Regions from separate parts of the Mus musculus genome. Here region 2 is linked to region 1. Evidence: chromatin loops called from intact Hi-C (ENCODE). Cell type or tissue: left cerebral cortex. All regions are shown on one strand. Each heading gives the region's core, and the rest is flanking DNA. Links, peaks and the distances in the headings are about the cores only. Region 1 overlaps Gm41980 (a long non-coding RNA gene). Region 2 has its middle 11 kb from the start of Gm5532.

Region 1 (8,336 bases), core at 247-8,246:
GGCCGTTGGGCCAGCTCAACCAAAGACAGGGCTCTCGACCCATGATGGGAGAGCAAGTGTGTTGGAAGCTGCAACTGAGGCTGGTGTCCAGCACAAGTCAGGTTTCTTCCTGCTGTCTCTGCATCCCTGGTAATTGTCATTTACCCCTGGGGTCACAGCTGTCTGCCTACTCCATCACCCAGAGCCTTAGGCACTTGGGTTGCCCAGGAAGCAGGGTTGGCACCTGCTATGTACCTGCACAGTGACAACCAATAAAGTCGCTCTGGGGTTTCTGCTTCTTATTAGGATCCCAGGATGGAATGGAGAGGGAAGAGCAAAGACACAAGGCCGCTTCCCCACACTCTCCAGGAGCTCTGAGGGCTTAGATGTGTGGGTGGCGGTGCTACTGGAGGACGTGAAAAGAAGCACAGGAAGGGACACAGAGGCAACGGTAAGAAATAGGTTGGGGTCACTTCTTAAGTATGAAGCTAATTGCTATAGGGGAGCAAGCTTGTGAGTTCATACCTCCTGAGGGGCAGAAAGCCCAGCTCTGGGGCCACAGCAATTGGGAGAAGGGGTGAGATAAGGCTACAGGAGCCCCGAAGCTTCTGCTGAGGAGGCTGGGCTTTACATAACGAGCCACTGGGAGTCACGAACACAGGAAGATGATTCAGCCAACACATGGCGGCACAGGGAGACAATTCTATCTTCCTGTGGCGAGGGGGCGCAGACTCAGGTGTTAGCATTCATAGCAGCCGGAGCGGAGCAAGCCTCCGTAGCTGGGACACCGAACTGCCTGCCGGGGATCAGGAAGGCCGAGGGGCAAAGGTGGCTTGTGGGGAACTGCAGGAACTCTGGCCGAAACGTGGGGGCATCCAGTAAAGATGCGGCTAGGTGTGGGTGGGCAGGAAGAGTTAGGCGTTAGGGGGCTGAGAAGGAGGGGCAGGAGGGACCAGCCGTGGGGGGAGGGCTTTCTAAGTCCGAGGGAGTAGGGTCTAAGAGCAGGCTTTCTCTAGGTCATTCCCACATGCAGGTGAGCCGGGAAGACCAGCTGCTGGTCTTTCCAGTTGTCAGTGGCAGGGGAAGCCCAAGTTTCCATGCAGGGGGATTGCTGGTTCTGCTGACAGGCACCCCGTGCTTCCTGTTTCCTGATTGTAGAGAGAGCTATGTTTTTCCTCCAGGGAAAGAGGAAGTAGTCCCACAGCTGTCCCAGTAGCGGCTTCTGAGGTTCACCAAGGTATGTCCCTGGTTGTCTATTGGGCCTTTGAGTCCCTGTCCAAGATCCCAAGCCCATTGGGCAGTGAAAAAGGTTTTCTTTGTCTTACCAACTTCTAGGCCAGTATTTCCCAACTGTGATTAAAAGGAGCACCACCTAGGGAGTTATAAATAACCCTCGTGCCCAGGCAACAACCAAGACCAATTGAACAGAGTCTGAGGGGGAGAGCGTATTTGAAAGCACCCTGGAAGATTGCAGGGTACAGCCAAGCTTGGCAATCTCAAGTCCAAGTCCATGTTCCCGTAAATGGTGCTATTAACAATGGAGCAGGTGTTCCTGATGTCCTGAAAATGTGGCAAGGCCAGTCCAGGCTTCAGGGAAGGGCTTAGCAGGGGGAAAGGTCATTACCGATGTGAACAGCTTCTTAGTTACAAAATTGTCTACTTCCTCCTTGTCAGACAGCTGTGGACACCTGGACTGGACCCTTGTCCCTGTTCTCTAGGGTTGGGACAATTCCACACACACACCTGTTCTTATCTCTAGAACAGATTCAGGCTATGGTTCGAGTGTGTAGCTCGGACTGTTAAGCTAGCATACGGGAAAGCTGAGTGACTTTAGCCACCTACTCCAGATTTTCTCTCCCCAGGTTGGAGGTTGTGTTCAGGGTACCAGCACGGTCTGGTTCTAATGAGGGCTTGCTCATTTCCTGGCTTGCAGACAGCAGCTTTCTGCTCGTATCTTCAAAAGACAGAGGAAACTCTGGTTTCTCTTCGGAAGGTTAATCCTTCCAGACTCCAGTCTCCTCATGACCTCACTTAGAGTTAATAATCTTCCAAAGGGGTCCATGGAATCAGGGAGAGAGTACGGATGTCTTTCCTCTATACTTGTAGTGTGTGTGTGTGTGTGTGTGTGTGTGTGTGTGTGTGTGTGTGTGTGTGTGTGTGTGTGTACACGAGTCTCATTGGCCGCACAGGCTACCTGAGAGGGAGGAAGTGGGAGGAGTGGGTGGCTGCTCTTCTTGGCTGATCTCTGGAGACCTGCCTGCAGGTCTTGCAGTTGTGCACGCCCACCACACTGCCTGTCACCTCAGATGGATGATCAAGTCATACAGATGCATCCTCAGTACTTCTGGCTCCGCCTCCGTGGGCGGCGCCTCCCTGGCTTAGCAAGTCTGTGCTTTGATATTGAACTGCTTTTCTTTGCTCTGGGTGATTTCTTCATCACTGCCACTCATTAGTGTTCTTTGTTCCCCACAATTCGCTGGGGTTTACATAATGCTACTCGATTTATGTATTTTAATGCACACATTCTCATTTCGTTTCATTCAGGGAACAGGAACGAGGGTCCAGTCCAGGTGCCCACAGCTGTCTGGCAGGGAGGAAATACACAGAAGCAGTTCACACTTGTAATGACCTTTCCTTTGTACTTTTCCTTTTAAATAACTTTTTGTTTTATTTAGGCTGTGCACGGTTTCATAACTTACATCTTTTTAAAAAATCAATAATTATTAGCTATTCCTTTATATCTCTAAGGATCCTGAATATTTTTTCTTTTTTTAAAAAAGACTTATTTATTTTATGTATGTGAGTATACTATTGCTGTTTTCAGACACACCAGAAGAGGGCATCAGATCTCATTACAAATGGTTGTAAGCTGCCATGTGGTTGCTGAGAATTGAACTGAGGACCTCTGGAAGTCAGTCAGTGCTCTTAATCGCTGACCCATGTCTCCAGCCCTATATTTTTTTCATAACATCTATCACTACTTGGCATATTATCCTTCCCACAGTGTGTGTGTGTGTGTATGTGTAAATGTATGCGCCAGTGTGTATGCATGTGTATGTGTGTGTTTGTGAATGTGTATATGTGTGTGAGTGTGTATATGTGTGTGCATAAGTATGTGTATGTGTGAGAGTGTGTATAGTGTGTATGTGTGTATGTATTTGTGGGTAGAACAGATGATGTCACGTGTCTTGCTACATGGCTTTCTACCTTCTTTTGAGACAGGCTCTTTCACTGAACCTAGAGCTCACTGATTCAGCTGGGACAACTAGCAGTGAGCTTTAGGGCGCTGCCTCTCTCCTCCCGAGCCCAGCGCTGAGATTAGACCCCTAAGGCCGTGCCCATCGTTTTTTTAGGTGAGTGGTGGAGATCCAAACCCAGATGCCCTGCTTGCAAGGCAGACTTCCTAACTGGACTCAGTTCCTAACAAGTACTCATTTAGACTTTACTAACGGAACCATCTCAGCTTTGGATTCTAAACTTTAAACTTTTTCGATTTTATCTATTGCTGCTAAGTGTTTGGAGGGGCCTTTGGATCATCAACTTACAGTAAATACTACGGTGCCTGGAAGTCCTGTAATTAGAACTCATTTAGAAGACCATCAAACCTATTATAACAGGGCCTTAGGGGTTTGCTCTTGAAACTGCAGAATACTGATGTCTGTCACTGTTAAAGTTCACCTTGTTCCTCCTCCTCAGTCTAGGAGGGGGCGGGGGTGGAGGTGGGGAGGAAACAGAGGCCAAGGGATTTGCTTCAGGCCCTGCATCTTGTTAGTAGCAGAGCCAGGACGGCAAACCTGATTCCACAGCCTGGGGCTTTGTACTTTTGCTTTTGAACATCCACTTTCTTTCACAGCATGACCTGCCTCTGAGCCTCACAGTTTACAGGCCAGCTCTGGCTGCACTCTGTCCCCGTGGTCTTTCTCTCCCCAGGCATATGGCACATAAGTGGGAAAGGAAAAGATTGGACTTTAATAATTAGATGGTGACAGCTCAGGAGAATCTCTGCATGGGACCAGAGGCCCACAATGGATGAAAACACATTTTATATACGCCACTGCCCTCTAGTGGCCACAATGAATGTCAAGTCTACCAGATGAACAGTGAAGGCAAACATTCAGGCATAGTCTGAACTCTTAGCCCCGCATGGAAACATACACTGGGCCCCATTTAGTTGGTATTCAAGTGCCAAATGAATAACATATAAGCTTATAGAACCCAAATCTATTCTCTGATGCTGATCATCTGAGGAGCACTGCCAAGAGAAATGTAACAGCCACTTAGTAACAAGATTCTCAAACCACATAAACTAGTTACTGTTAGTGCTGTATTCTACTTGACACAAGTTGCCCAAAAAATTATTATTTCAACATTAATCAATAGCTAATATGAAAAAGAAACATATATCTTCTTCTGGTACTGTTTTCTTTCTTTCTTTCTTTCTTTCTTTCTTTCTTTCTTTCTTTCTTCTTCTTCTTCTTCTCCTTCTCCTTCTCCTTCTCCTTCTCCTTCTCCTTCTCCTTCTCCTTCTCCTTCTCCTTCTCCTTCTCCTTCTCCTTCTCCTTCTCCTTCTCCTTCTCCTTCTCCTTCTCCTTCTCCTTCTCCTTCTCCTTCTCCTTCTCCTTCTCCTTCTCCTTCTCCTTCTCCTTCTCCTTCCTCTTCTTCTTCCTCCTCCTCCCACCTCCTCCCTCCCTCCTCCTCCTCCTCTTCATTTTGATATTTTCCAAGACAAGGTTTCTCTTTATAACAGTCCTGGCTGTCCTGAAACTTGCTTTGTAGACCAAGCTGACCTCAGACTCACAGATTATCTATCTGTCCTACCTCTGTCTCTAACCCTAACTCTGCTGGGATTAAAGGCGTGAACCACTATACCCCACTATACCTGGCTTTTTTTTTTGAGATGGGTTTTGTGTGTCCTGGGTCATGTAGCCAAGACTGACCTTAAACTACTGATCTCCTGCCTTTAATTCCTAGTTGCTTGCCTTACAGATGTGTACCACATGCCTGATTTATGGTGCTGGAATTGAATCCAGGGTTTTGTGTTTTCTAGACAAGCATTCTAACAACTGAGTTATAGCCCAGCCCTGGTCCTGAAGTTCTTACCTCTAGCATTGTAAATTCAACATCTCTGTCTCTGTTGGCCTGGCCACACTATGTGTGCCCACTGGCTGAGTGGGTCTTGTGGCTGTTGCACTGGGCAGTGAAGGTGAAGGGCAGCATTTACAAAGTTGGTTCTTGTGATTGCACTGGTAAATGTAGGTCCATGAGGGACAGTTCCACCAGTCTGCAGCAAGATAAGAGAAATAGAAAGAACACTCTTTACGTGTAAATTCAGCATAAGATTAGTGGCTGTCCTTTTGAGGGACCAATGTGATGGCTCTCTGGACATAGTTGCTGTCACTGTTTCTGTTCTTCTCTGAGAGGACGGTCCCAGCAGATGGTAGTTTATTATTGAGTAGCACAGATGTGATCCCCTTCAGGGTTCCCCCTCACCCCCTCCACCTTTGATATCCACCGACTCCTGGGGACTACTGTGCTAAGTGGTTTTTTCTTCCTGCTTAGACAATTGATGCTCACAACTGGGACAGATGCCTGCGTGATGGTTCCTGAGCTGTTCTCTGCATGTCACCTGTATGCCCTCTCTGCTTTACAAAAACAGTGCAAGGAAGTGATTGTGAGCAAGGAGGGGTGACCTTCAATTTGCTCTAAAAACAACCCCAAGGACTAAGCCATTTGCAAAATCCAGTTTGTAGCAATAAAAACAAATGACCACTTGACTGAGCATCTAGATGGTGCTGCTCCTGACTTTAGAGGGTGGTTTCACTATAACATGATTTCTTCCAAGTTCAGAGCAATAGAAGCCACTGCTAAGGGGCAAAGCCTTTAATAACTCCAGCCTCTCTAACAGCCCTGTGTTGGGCTAAGATGTGCAGGGAGAGGAGTCTCCCCTTTGTAGTAATCCTTGTAAGGAACTTGGGCTTGCAGTGGTCTGAATTTCAGTCTGATTTTAGTGTTCTCTTATCTTTAATTAGTATCTCTTTTGTGTCATCTGTTTGCTTTGTGTGTCCCAGCAGGTCACAGTCCTACCATAGGTTCTTAGGCTTGAAATTTCAAAGTCTTAGAACGTGACTTGTGGCCACTCCGTTTATGAATATGGACTTTCAGCTCCGTGGTCTGTAGTCACGAGGGTTCTAATTAGAATTGCATTTTGTTTTTCAAATTCTATGTGACATCTATGCTTGAGTCATAACATGGAAAAGATGTTAGTAGTAGATGGAAATTGTGTAAATCAAATCATTTTTGACTTGTCTCAGATGCCACAGCTTTTGTAGATCGATTGATCCTCCCCGTTTTAAAAATTCAAGCGTTTGATAAGCTGTCTCGCCTGAGGATGAGGTGCCTACATATTAAACATAAGATGCAGCTCCCCTTCCGGATTTAAGCAGCATCTCCACAATTATCCGCTTCGGAAGCAATTACACTAAGTATTAATAAAGGGGCTCCAGCCACAGAACAGCGCCCAAGGGAGGCTCTGACTGGAGTCAGGGCTAATGGCCCGGCAGTTGTTTTAATGGATTTCCAATGAAGTGTGAAGATGACAGACCAACAAGGCCTGAGACTCTATGACAGAGCACAGTTAGCACGGCCGTGGGTACCCCAGCCTCATTTCTGTTTGCATTTCTTTAGTCTTGGTGAACTGATTGCATGAGTATTTACTGATTAATGTATATTTAACAGAACTCATAAAATGTTTGTTGATTCAAGTATCCATAGGAGTCTGACAAAATCAGTCGAGGTGGGGTTAGCATGGTTTCCTATAGTGACAACATTAAGGAAGATGAGGAGCCTGAGTCCAGGGGCTCTAATGGCATAATTTCTGCTCTATACTACTGCAATCCCAGCTCTCTGGCCCTCAGGTCCCAGTCTTCTACACCCTAACCAGTGAAGAACAGAGCTCTGGATAGTTAGCCCTATAGCCTTGTCCTCTGCTGGGATCATGTCTTTTGTGGCTCTGATTGGAACAGCATGCTGGAGAGGAATGTCTAGGAGGAGGTCTCTTCAAATGACAAGCTGTTTCTACCTGTGTATGGTAAAGTAACACAAGAATTCCAATGGCCCCTTCTATGATTCCACAGGGTGTGGCCAGAGTCAAAGGGAAGACAACGGGAGAGGCCTAGAGGATGTTCCGGATGCCGACAGCTGGTACCTGCTGAGGTTCTTGAAGTCATGATTTCTGTTTCTTCCTTGATCAGTTCTAAAGATTCTTCTGCATCATGGGTATTTCATCAAACACCCATAGAGTAGCCAGGATTTGGGGGGACCACAGATAGATGTTCTATCTATCTATCTATCTATCTATCTATCTATCTATCTATCTATCTATCTATGTGTGTCTGTCTGTCTGTCTGTCTGTCTGCCTGCCTGCCTACCCACCCACCTACCTATGTATCTGATGTCTTACTCTGCAGCTCAGGCTGCCCTGGAATTCTATATAGTTTAGGCTTGCCCTTGAATCTGTGTCCATGTCCGTTTCTCAGTCTTCCAAGTGCTGGGATTACAGGCTAGAATCACCACACCCAATTAGAAGCCGATAGTTCTATAGGTTATTCTATAGTTGAGAAAACTATTGAGGAGTCAGTCTCATTGGGGCTGGACAAAGGTGGCACCTGAGCTGGATTTTCTGACCCTGCTGCTCTCTGGGGTACCCTGACGCTGTGTTGCAAAACCTTTCCCGGGGAGATGCTATGTAAGTGTTACAGCTCTGAGGAGAAAGGCTTCCTCAGTGGAGGTGTTACAGCTCTGAGGGGGAAGATCCCCCCCCCGCCCCGCCCCGCCTCCTGCCTGCATGTGTTACAGCTCTGAAGGGAAAGGTATCCTGGCAGTTGAAAGCCAAGGAATAACACAAAGTCTCATCACCACACAAGTGATATATTGGGAAAGACACATTAGGGTAGCTGCCTCTACTGGGGCAAGTGAGCAGGTGACAGATTTTATATAGGGTTTCTCCGGGGTAGGGGTGAAGTTTTAAAGGCTAGTGGTTTCTAGGGTGGGGGATTGTGGAGGTTCAAGCCTAGCCCAGGGGTTGGTGGGATTTCATGCTCAGGAATTGGTGGGTTCTGGTAGGTTTTCAAACCCAGAAGTGGGCTCAGATCTTTTACCATACATACTATATATATGTCTATTCACCCCACATAGGAAGCCCATGCAGAACAAAGTATGGATACCAGCAAAAGCCAACTTGATGAGCCAACGAATTTCTTTTTTTAAAAAATCTTTTAAAAAAAGATTTATTTATTATTATATGTAAGTACACGGTAGCTGTCTTCAGACACACCAGAAGAGGGCATCAGATCTCATTA
Region 2 (8,336 bases), core at 247-8,246, 510 kb before region 1:
TCCGTTTAACTCTCCTATCTGGCCAGTGCAGAAAACAGATGGATCATGGAGAATGACAGTTGATTATCGAAAACTAAATCAGGTAGTAACTCCAATTGCAGCTGCTGTACCAGATGTAGTTTCGTTACTTGAGCAAATTAACACATCTCCTGGCACCTGGTATGCGGCTATTGATCTGGCAAATGCCTTCTTCTCAGTACCTGTCCATAAGGACCACCAGAAGCAATTTGCTTTCAGTTGGCAAGGCCAACAGTATATCTTCACAGTTTTGCCTCAAGGATATATTAACTCTCCTGCCCTGTGTCATAATTTAGTTAGAAGGGATCTTGATCGTTTGGATCTTCCACAAAATATCACATTGGTGCACTATATTGATGACATTATGCTGATTGGACCAAGTAAGCAGGAAGTAGCAATCACTTTGGACTCATTGGTAACACATATGCGTATCAGAGGATGGGAAATAAATCCAACCAAAATTCAAGGACCATCTACCTCAGTGAAATTCTTAAGAGTCCAGTGGTGTGGGGCATGCAGAGATATTCCTTCTAAGGTGAAAGATAAGTTATTGCACCTGGCCCCTCCCACAACCAAGAAAGAAGCACAACGTTTAGTGGGTCTATTTGGATTCTGGAGACAACACATCCCTCACTTGGGTGTTTTACTTAGGCCTATTTACCAAGTGACTCGGAAAGCTGCTAGCTTTGTGTGGGGCCTGGAACAGGAGAAGGCCCTTCAACAGGTCCAGGCTGCTGTGCAGGCTGCTCTACCACTTGGACCATATGACCCAGCAGACCCGATGGTACTTGAGGTGTCTGTGGCTGATAGAGATGCTGTTTGGAGCCTCTGGCAGGCCCCTGTAGGTGAATCACAGAAAAGACCTTTGGGATTTTGGAGCAAAGCTCTACCATCATCTGCAGACAACTATTCTCCCTTTGAAAAACAGCTTTTGGCCTGCTATTGGGCCTTAGTGGAAACTGAACGTTTGAAATAGGGCATCAAGTTACTATGCGACCTGAATTACCCATCATGAGCTGGGTACTATCAGACCCTGCAAGTCATAAAGTGGGACGCGCACAGCAGCAGTCTATTATCAAATGGAAGTGATATATACGTGATCGGGCCAGAGCAGGTCCTGAAGGCACAAGCAAGTTACATGAAGAAGTTGCTCAAATGCCTATGGTTTCTACTCCTGTTACAATGCCATCTGCTGCCAAACATGTGCCTATAGCCTCATGGGGTGTTCCCTATGATCGACTGACCGAAGAGGAGAAGACTAAAGCCTGGTTTACTGATGGCTCTGCACGTTATGCAGGCACCACCCAGAAGTGGACAGCTGCAGCATTACAACCCCTTTCTGGGACAACCTTGAAAGACACAGGTGAAGGGAAATCTTCACAGTGGGCAGAACTTCGGGCAGTACACATGGTATTACAGTTTGTTTGCAAGAAGAAATGGCCAGATGTACGATTATTCACTGACTCATGGGCTGTAGCCAATGGATTGGCTGGATGGTCAGGGACTTGGAAAGATCACAATTGGAAAATTGGTGAGAAAGACATCTGGGGAAGAAGTATGTGGATAGATCTCTCCAAATGGGCAAAGGATGTGAAGATATTTGTGTCCCATGTAAATGCTCACCAAAAGGTGACTTCAGCCGAGGAGGAGTTCAATAATCAAGTGGATAAGATGACCCGTTCTGTGGACAGTCAGCCTCTCTCCCCAGCCATCCCTGTCATTGCTCAATGGGCACATGAACAAAGTGGTCATGGTGGTCGAGATGGAGGTTATGCTTGGGCTCAGCAACACGGGCTTCCACTCACCAAGGCTGACCTGGCTACAGCTGCTGCTGATTGCCAGATCTGCCAACAGCAGAAACCAACACTGAGTCCCAGATATGGCACCATTCCTCGAGGTGACCAGCCAGCAACCTGGTGGCAGGTTGACTACATTGGACCACTTCCTTCGTGGAAAGGACAGCATTTTGTTCTTACTGGAGTAGATACTTATTCTGGTTATGGATTTGCCTTTCCTGCACGTAATGCCTCTGCTAAAACCACCATTCATGGACTGACAGAATGCCTTATCGTCATGGTATTCCACACAGTATTGCTTCTGACCAAGGAACTCATTTCACAGCCAGAGAAGTACGACAGTGGGCCCACGATCATGGAATACACTGGTCTTACCACGTTCCCCACCATCCTGAAGCAGCTGGTCTGATAGAAAGATGGAATGGCCTTTTGAAGACGCAGTTACAGCGCCAATTAGGTGGTAACAGCTTGGAAGGCTGGGGTAGAGTTCTTCAGAAGGCAGTATATGCTTTGAATCAGCGCTCGATATATGGTACAGTTTCACCCACAGCCAGGATTCATGGGTCCAGGAATCAAGGGGTGGAAAAGGGAATAGTTCCACTTACTATCACTCCTAGTAACCCTCTAGGAAAATTTTTGCTTCCTGTCCCCATAACTCTAGGTTCTGCTGGCTTAGAAGTTTTGGCTCCAGAGAGGGGAGTGCTCCTACCAGGAGCTACAACAAACATTCCATTGAACTGGAAGCTCAGACTTCCCCCTGGTCATTTTGGGCTTCTAATGCCCTTAAACCAACAGGCTAAAAAAGGAATAACAGTGTTAGGAGGGGTGATAGATCCAGATTACCATGGGGAAATTGGATTACCTCTTCACAATGGTGGTAAGCAAGATTATGTCTGGAGTATAGGAGATCCCTTAGGGCGGCTCTTAGTACTACCATGTCCTGTGATTAAAGTCAATGGGAAACTACAACAGCCTAATCCAAGCAGGATGACAAAGGACACAGACCCATCAGGAATGAAGGTATGGGTCAATCCTCCAGGAAAAGAGCCAAGACCTGCTGAGGTGCTGGCTGAAGGTGAAGGAAATACAGAATGGGTAGTAGAGGAAGGTAGTTATAAACACCAATTAAGGCCACGTAACCAGTTGCAGAAACGAGGATTATAAAGTAATATGAATGCCCATTGTAAATTTACTAATGCGTTTGCGATTGTACGAGGGATAGTTATATCATGTTAGGCGTATTTACAACCTTGTTATTGTTTCATGTGAACATGAGATATTATTTGTGTCAAGTTGACAAGGGGTGGATTGTAGTGGCTATTCCTGGTTGTCAACTTGACAATATTTGGAATGAACTACAATCCGGAATTGGAAGGCTCACCAGTGACCCTTATCTGGAGGCTTGGAGATCCTTATCTGGATCTTGGTTTGAAGATCTTGAGCCATAGTGGCTATGGATTCCAGAAGATTGAATCTCCGAGTTTAAGGAACACACCTTTAATCTGGGCTACGCCTTTCATCTGGAAACACACATAGGAAAGACGCTCCTACACAGAAGATGAATAGATCTAAAAGGAAACCCTCAGACGAGATGGCAGATTTAGACTGTGAAGCGTGTGGTGCACTTTGAGAAGCTGGCCAGCCTCCCCCGCTGAGCCCATTACTTTCCAGACGCTGCCCTTCAAATGTCAAAAGGTCTTTGGCCTTACATTTAAGTGAGTGGCCGTGTCGACCCATGAAGATTTTCTAAGTAGTCTGAGCCTTTTGCATGAGCTGACACACTGTGCTCAGAATTCATGAAATGGGGCAGGAGCTGGTTTTATTGGAAGAAGAGGACATCAAACTGTTTACCTTAGGAGGAAAGCTCTTCGCCTGTGTATGGGAAACTGAGGCAGGAGGATGGGGATTTTGAAACCAGCCTCGACAATGTATAGAGATCCTGTCTCAAGATACACGAGCAGCCTAGCAGTGGAGGCACAAGACTTTTTTTTTTTCCTTTTATTGGATGTTTTTCTTATTTACATTTCGGATGTTTTCCGCTTTCCAGGTCTCCCCTCTGGAAACCCCCTACCCATCCCTCCTCCCCCTGCCTCTATGAGGGTGCTCCCCCACCCACCCACTCCCACCTTCGAGGCATATGACTTTAATCCCAGCACTTGAGAGATAGAGGCAGGCAGATCTCTGAGTTAGAGAAACCCTGTCTCAAAAGACCTAAAAGATAAAACAATTTAAAAAAAAAAAAGCAAAGTAAAGCTCTTTCAAGAAAATCATTGAACTCAAAACTAAAATACTGAAAATCTTCTTATCTGTTTCCATAATCTTTTCAAGTTTTAAGTTAGTGGTTTAAAGAACAAAGATATAAGAAAATAAATATATACTGTCATAAAATATAACATATTTATAGAAAAACAGTCCTCTGAATTTGTTGCTTCTCCAGGTTGCTGGTGATTCCAGATCCTGCTGGATGTAGTGGCACATGTTTATAATCCTATAACTTTGGAGGCTGAGGCAGGAGGATTTTAAGTTCTTGGTCATCCTGGGCTACATAATGAAGTCATGTTTCAAAAAGAAAGTAAAGCAAAAATAGTAAAGTATTTTAGATATGCATTATCTTGATGGGAACAGGCAAGTGCAAGTGTAATACACATACTGACCAGAAGATGGCAGCATAGAGCTATATTTGTGTTCTGTCACTGGGACGTGCCAATTGGATTGTCTCCCTAAAACTCTGACCTTTACGCTGCACAGTGAACAGACTAATTATTTATGTAATTCTATCATTATTTTAAACAGCATCTCCATCCTAATTTTGTTACTTTTTATGCATAAAAACCTAAGACCTGTGTATAAAGAACATAGGTTGTGGTTAGCTAAAAAACAATGTTCTCAGAAATCCACTTGTTAGCCTGAGTGATACAGTAACAAGGAGAGATTGGTCAATCAGTGTGGACTGAGATAAACTCACCTCTGAATCTACATTATTAGCCCCTTTTGCTTGTTTTTGCTTTAGACATTCTTTTTGTTGTTGTTAATGTTGTATTGTTTGTTTGTTTGTTTGTTTGTTTGTTTGTTTTTGAGACAGGATCTATGTAGCCCTGGAAGTTGCAATGCAGACAAGGATGGCCTCAGACTCAGGGAGCCGCCTGCCTCTGCCCCTGAGTGAGTTAGCAGTTCTGCCATTTCCAAACACTTCCGTGTCACTTTCCTCTCCCATTTTAGAGAATGTTAAATTAAAACGGATATTCTAAAGTACACAAAAATAAAATGTTTAACATGCTTATTAGAAGTTATATAAGACAGACAGACATTAGGGTATACTAAAATTTGAAAATTTTGTGTGGTTAAATTTTTGTTTGTTTGTTTGTTTGTTTGATTTTGAGATAGGGTTTCTTTGTGTAGCCCTGGCTGTCCTGGAACTCACTTTGTAGACCAGGCTGGCCTCAAACAAAGAAATTCACCTGCCTCTGCCTCCCAAGTGCTGGGATTAAAGGTGCTACCACTGCCTGGCTTTAAAAAAATTTTTTTTTTTAAGTTTGCACTTGCTAAGATATCCTTTCTTGGGCTGGAGAGATGGCTCAGTGCTTAAGAACACTGGATGCTCTTTCAAAACTCAGGTTCAATTCCAAGCACTCACTTGGCAGCTCACACCTGTTTTTAACTCCAGTCCCTGGGGGTCTGATGCCCTATTCTGGCCTCCAAAGGCACCAGGTGTGCCCATGGTGCACAGACATACGAGTAGGCAAAAGGCCCATCTACATACACATAAAGAAGAGTCAAGCTCTCTTTGTTAATATTGATGGCTACGGCTGGGCATCACCTTGGAGGTATTCATGGCTTCAGTTACTTCTGTGGGATTTCTTCTTGGAAGAATGATAAGATGTCAGCAACCAAAAACCCAAAATAGTTTTTATTGTCAAGGAAATGTGGTCAGGCAAACACAATCAGATATAATACTTTCATTTATATTATTCTTAAAATAGGAAATAACATTTGAAATGGGTTTGAATGAAGTAATTTTCTTTCTTTCTTTCTTTCTTTTTTAAAAAGATTTTATTTATTATTATATCTAAGTACACTGTAGTTGTCTTCAGAAACACCAGACAAGGGCATCAAATCTTGTCATCCCTCCAGCCCTAACTGTAAGATTTTTAATTTACAAGTTGGATAAGGTACTTCATGTGTTTAATCCCAGCATTTGGGAGATAGAGGCAGGCAGATCTCTGAGTTTGAGGCCAGCCTGGTTTTACAGAGCAAGTTTCAGGACAGTCAAGGCAACACAGAGAAACCATGTCTTCAAAACATGGTTAAACATGGATAAAACAGGAATAAAGCTGTGGAAAAGGAAAGCTAAATTCCCCAAGAGTGAAAGAATTGGATGTTTCCTGGGGTAGTTTATGGAAGTCACTATGGAATTGTGGGTAGAAATAGAAGAGTATTGATAAACAAACAAACAAAATCTCTTCAAATATTAAATAACCAAGAATATTTGTAGGCCATTAATAAAAATTAAACCCTCTCTTCAGTAGCCATCAAATAAATCAAGAAAACAGTAAGTTATCTAAGTGCATTAAACATGACTCTGAAATGAGAATCTGTAAACTATACAAATGCTGGTACTGTCACATATTCACACACACACACACACACACACACACACACACACACACACACACGGCACACATTCTCACATACACAATCTCCTGCTGTTTCAATTGATTCTAATACACATGTTTTCCTCCTGATTTTTCAGTTATAATTTTCTTATCAGTCATGTACTATAGATCTATTCAAATAGCCAAATAATGAATTACCAGTCAAGGATCTGTCCCTGAAATTCAGTAGCTGTCCAGTTCCTGTCACATTTGCTTTGCGTTTATAGAAGCTTTTGACGAACCATTTGAAACTAAGGTGCAGGTATCATGACCCGTCAGCCATGATTTAAAAGAAATTCTACTGTAAGACCCCCAATTTTTAATATTAGTTTTTAAAAAATGACTCAAAGAACCATATTGTCATATAAAATATTTAAAAACAAAAAGAGGTGTAGCTGCGATACTTCATCCTAGACACACAAGTGTCATTTTCTGTCCTTTCAAATAGTCATCTAACTTTCACGTAATATATCTATCTTCCATGGGTCATACATTTACCAACGTGCATATTATTAATCTTAGATTTGAACCTTCTTTAGATAATAAGTGGGCATGAATTTTTGCTGTTGAACTGAAAGGCCTGTTTCATTTTGTATTTCGGTGCAAGATGATCGCTTTATGCAGAAACAAGACAGAGGAGAACACAGAGGATGGCCGAAAAGTTGCTCATCGTGAATGGAGGGTATGCTGTTTAGGTTTTTTGTTAACTTGATATAAACTCGTGTCATCTAGGAAGAGAGATCCTCAACTGAGAAGTTACCAACACATCAGATTGACCTGTATGCAACGTCTGTGGAATACATTCTTGATTAATGATTGATCTGGGAGAGTCAAGCCCACTGTGGGCGGCACCACTCATAGAAAGCAGGTGGAGCAGGTCGTGGAGACCGAAGCAGTAAGTAACATTCCTCCTTGGCCTCTGCTTCAGTTCCTTCCCTGAGTTGACTGTAAACTGTAAGCTGAAATAAACCCTGTCTCCCCAAGTCACCTCTGGTCATGGTGTTTATCTCAGAGGTAGGAAAGCACACCAATGAAGAGAACAAGGCTGACACTATGGAATTGTGGGTAGAAATAGAAGAGTATCTGTTATCATACGGACCTACCTCACAGTTATCCAAAGAACCTAGGACAATAGTTCTCAACCTTCTAATGCTGTGACTCTTTAATGCATTCTCCATGTTGTGCTGACCCCCAGCCATAACATTATTCTATTGCTACTTCATAACTGTAACTTTGCTACTGATATGGGGGATCGTGACTCACAGATTGAGAACCGCTGATCTGATACAATTAAACATTAATGTAAATGTACTCCAGGAGCTTCCTACTAAAACCTTTAAAGTTTATCTGGAGCCTTATTCTGGCTTCCTAATAGATCTTCCCTGGCAGGTATGCACCTGAATAAATCCTCTAAGGGTTATACCTCCCAGCTCTCTAAGAACTCTGTCTATGAACATATTAGGTCGTGAATAAGTAAGTTGTGAAGAATTCACTACTGATACCAATCAGGACAAAACAGACTGTTTGTGGCATTAACAAAATCCCCACGAACTTCAGTGACTTCACCTCACAGGTCTTTGATTTCCCCCCACCCCCACCCACACCCACACTGCTGTCCCGTTAATCACTTGCAGACCAGCCTGTGCTGGCAGGAGCCATCTTGACATGTTTCCATAGTCTCTAAAGCAGCAACAGAGAGAAATGAACAAATAGTGCCCTGGCACGGTCCCCTGGTCAGGGTGGTGCAGGTCATTTCTGCACATATCTCATGAGCCCAAGTGGATGTGGTCATTCCAGTTTAAAATAGGGGAACAAAATGCAGTCCTACTGTGTTCGTGGAATGAGAAGAAATCACAGACAGTCTCACTCT

Evidence for each region. Hi-C counts contacts between places; a loop is a spot of excess contacts. Peaks named below come from ENCODE experiments on the same cell type or tissue, not always from the same donor. Only the 100,000 strongest peaks of a DNase experiment are listed, where the experiment ranks them.
Region 2: it touches region 1 in a loop (6-fold over the local background); 28 of 42 quality-filtered maps call a loop at or near these places.

The regions. Positions count from the first base shown.
Region 1 is chr1:155,021,698-155,030,033 of GRCm38, reverse strand. Gm41980 (a long non-coding RNA gene) reads left to right here. Exons shown (of 6, transcript XR_001779499.2): 3 at 286-430; 4 at 1,161-1,216; 5 at 3,202-3,332; 6 at 7,113-8,252. Among named protein-coding and RNA genes, the nearest start is that of Gm41977, 4.7 kb to the right of the region's middle. In left cerebral cortex, for the core only: CTCF peaks have their summits at 703, 2,771 (motif pointing right) and 4,054 (motif pointing left); DNase peaks (open chromatin) are centred at 1,858, 2,306, 3,283, 4,037 and 3 more places; H3K27ac peaks cover 3,264 bases.
Region 2 is chr1:155,533,595-155,541,930 of GRCm38, reverse strand. No RefSeq gene overlaps it. Among named protein-coding and RNA genes, the nearest start is that of Gm5532, 11 kb to the right of the region's middle. In left cerebral cortex, for the core only: a CTCF peak has its summit at 4,465 (motif pointing right); a DNase peak (open chromatin) is centred at 4,476.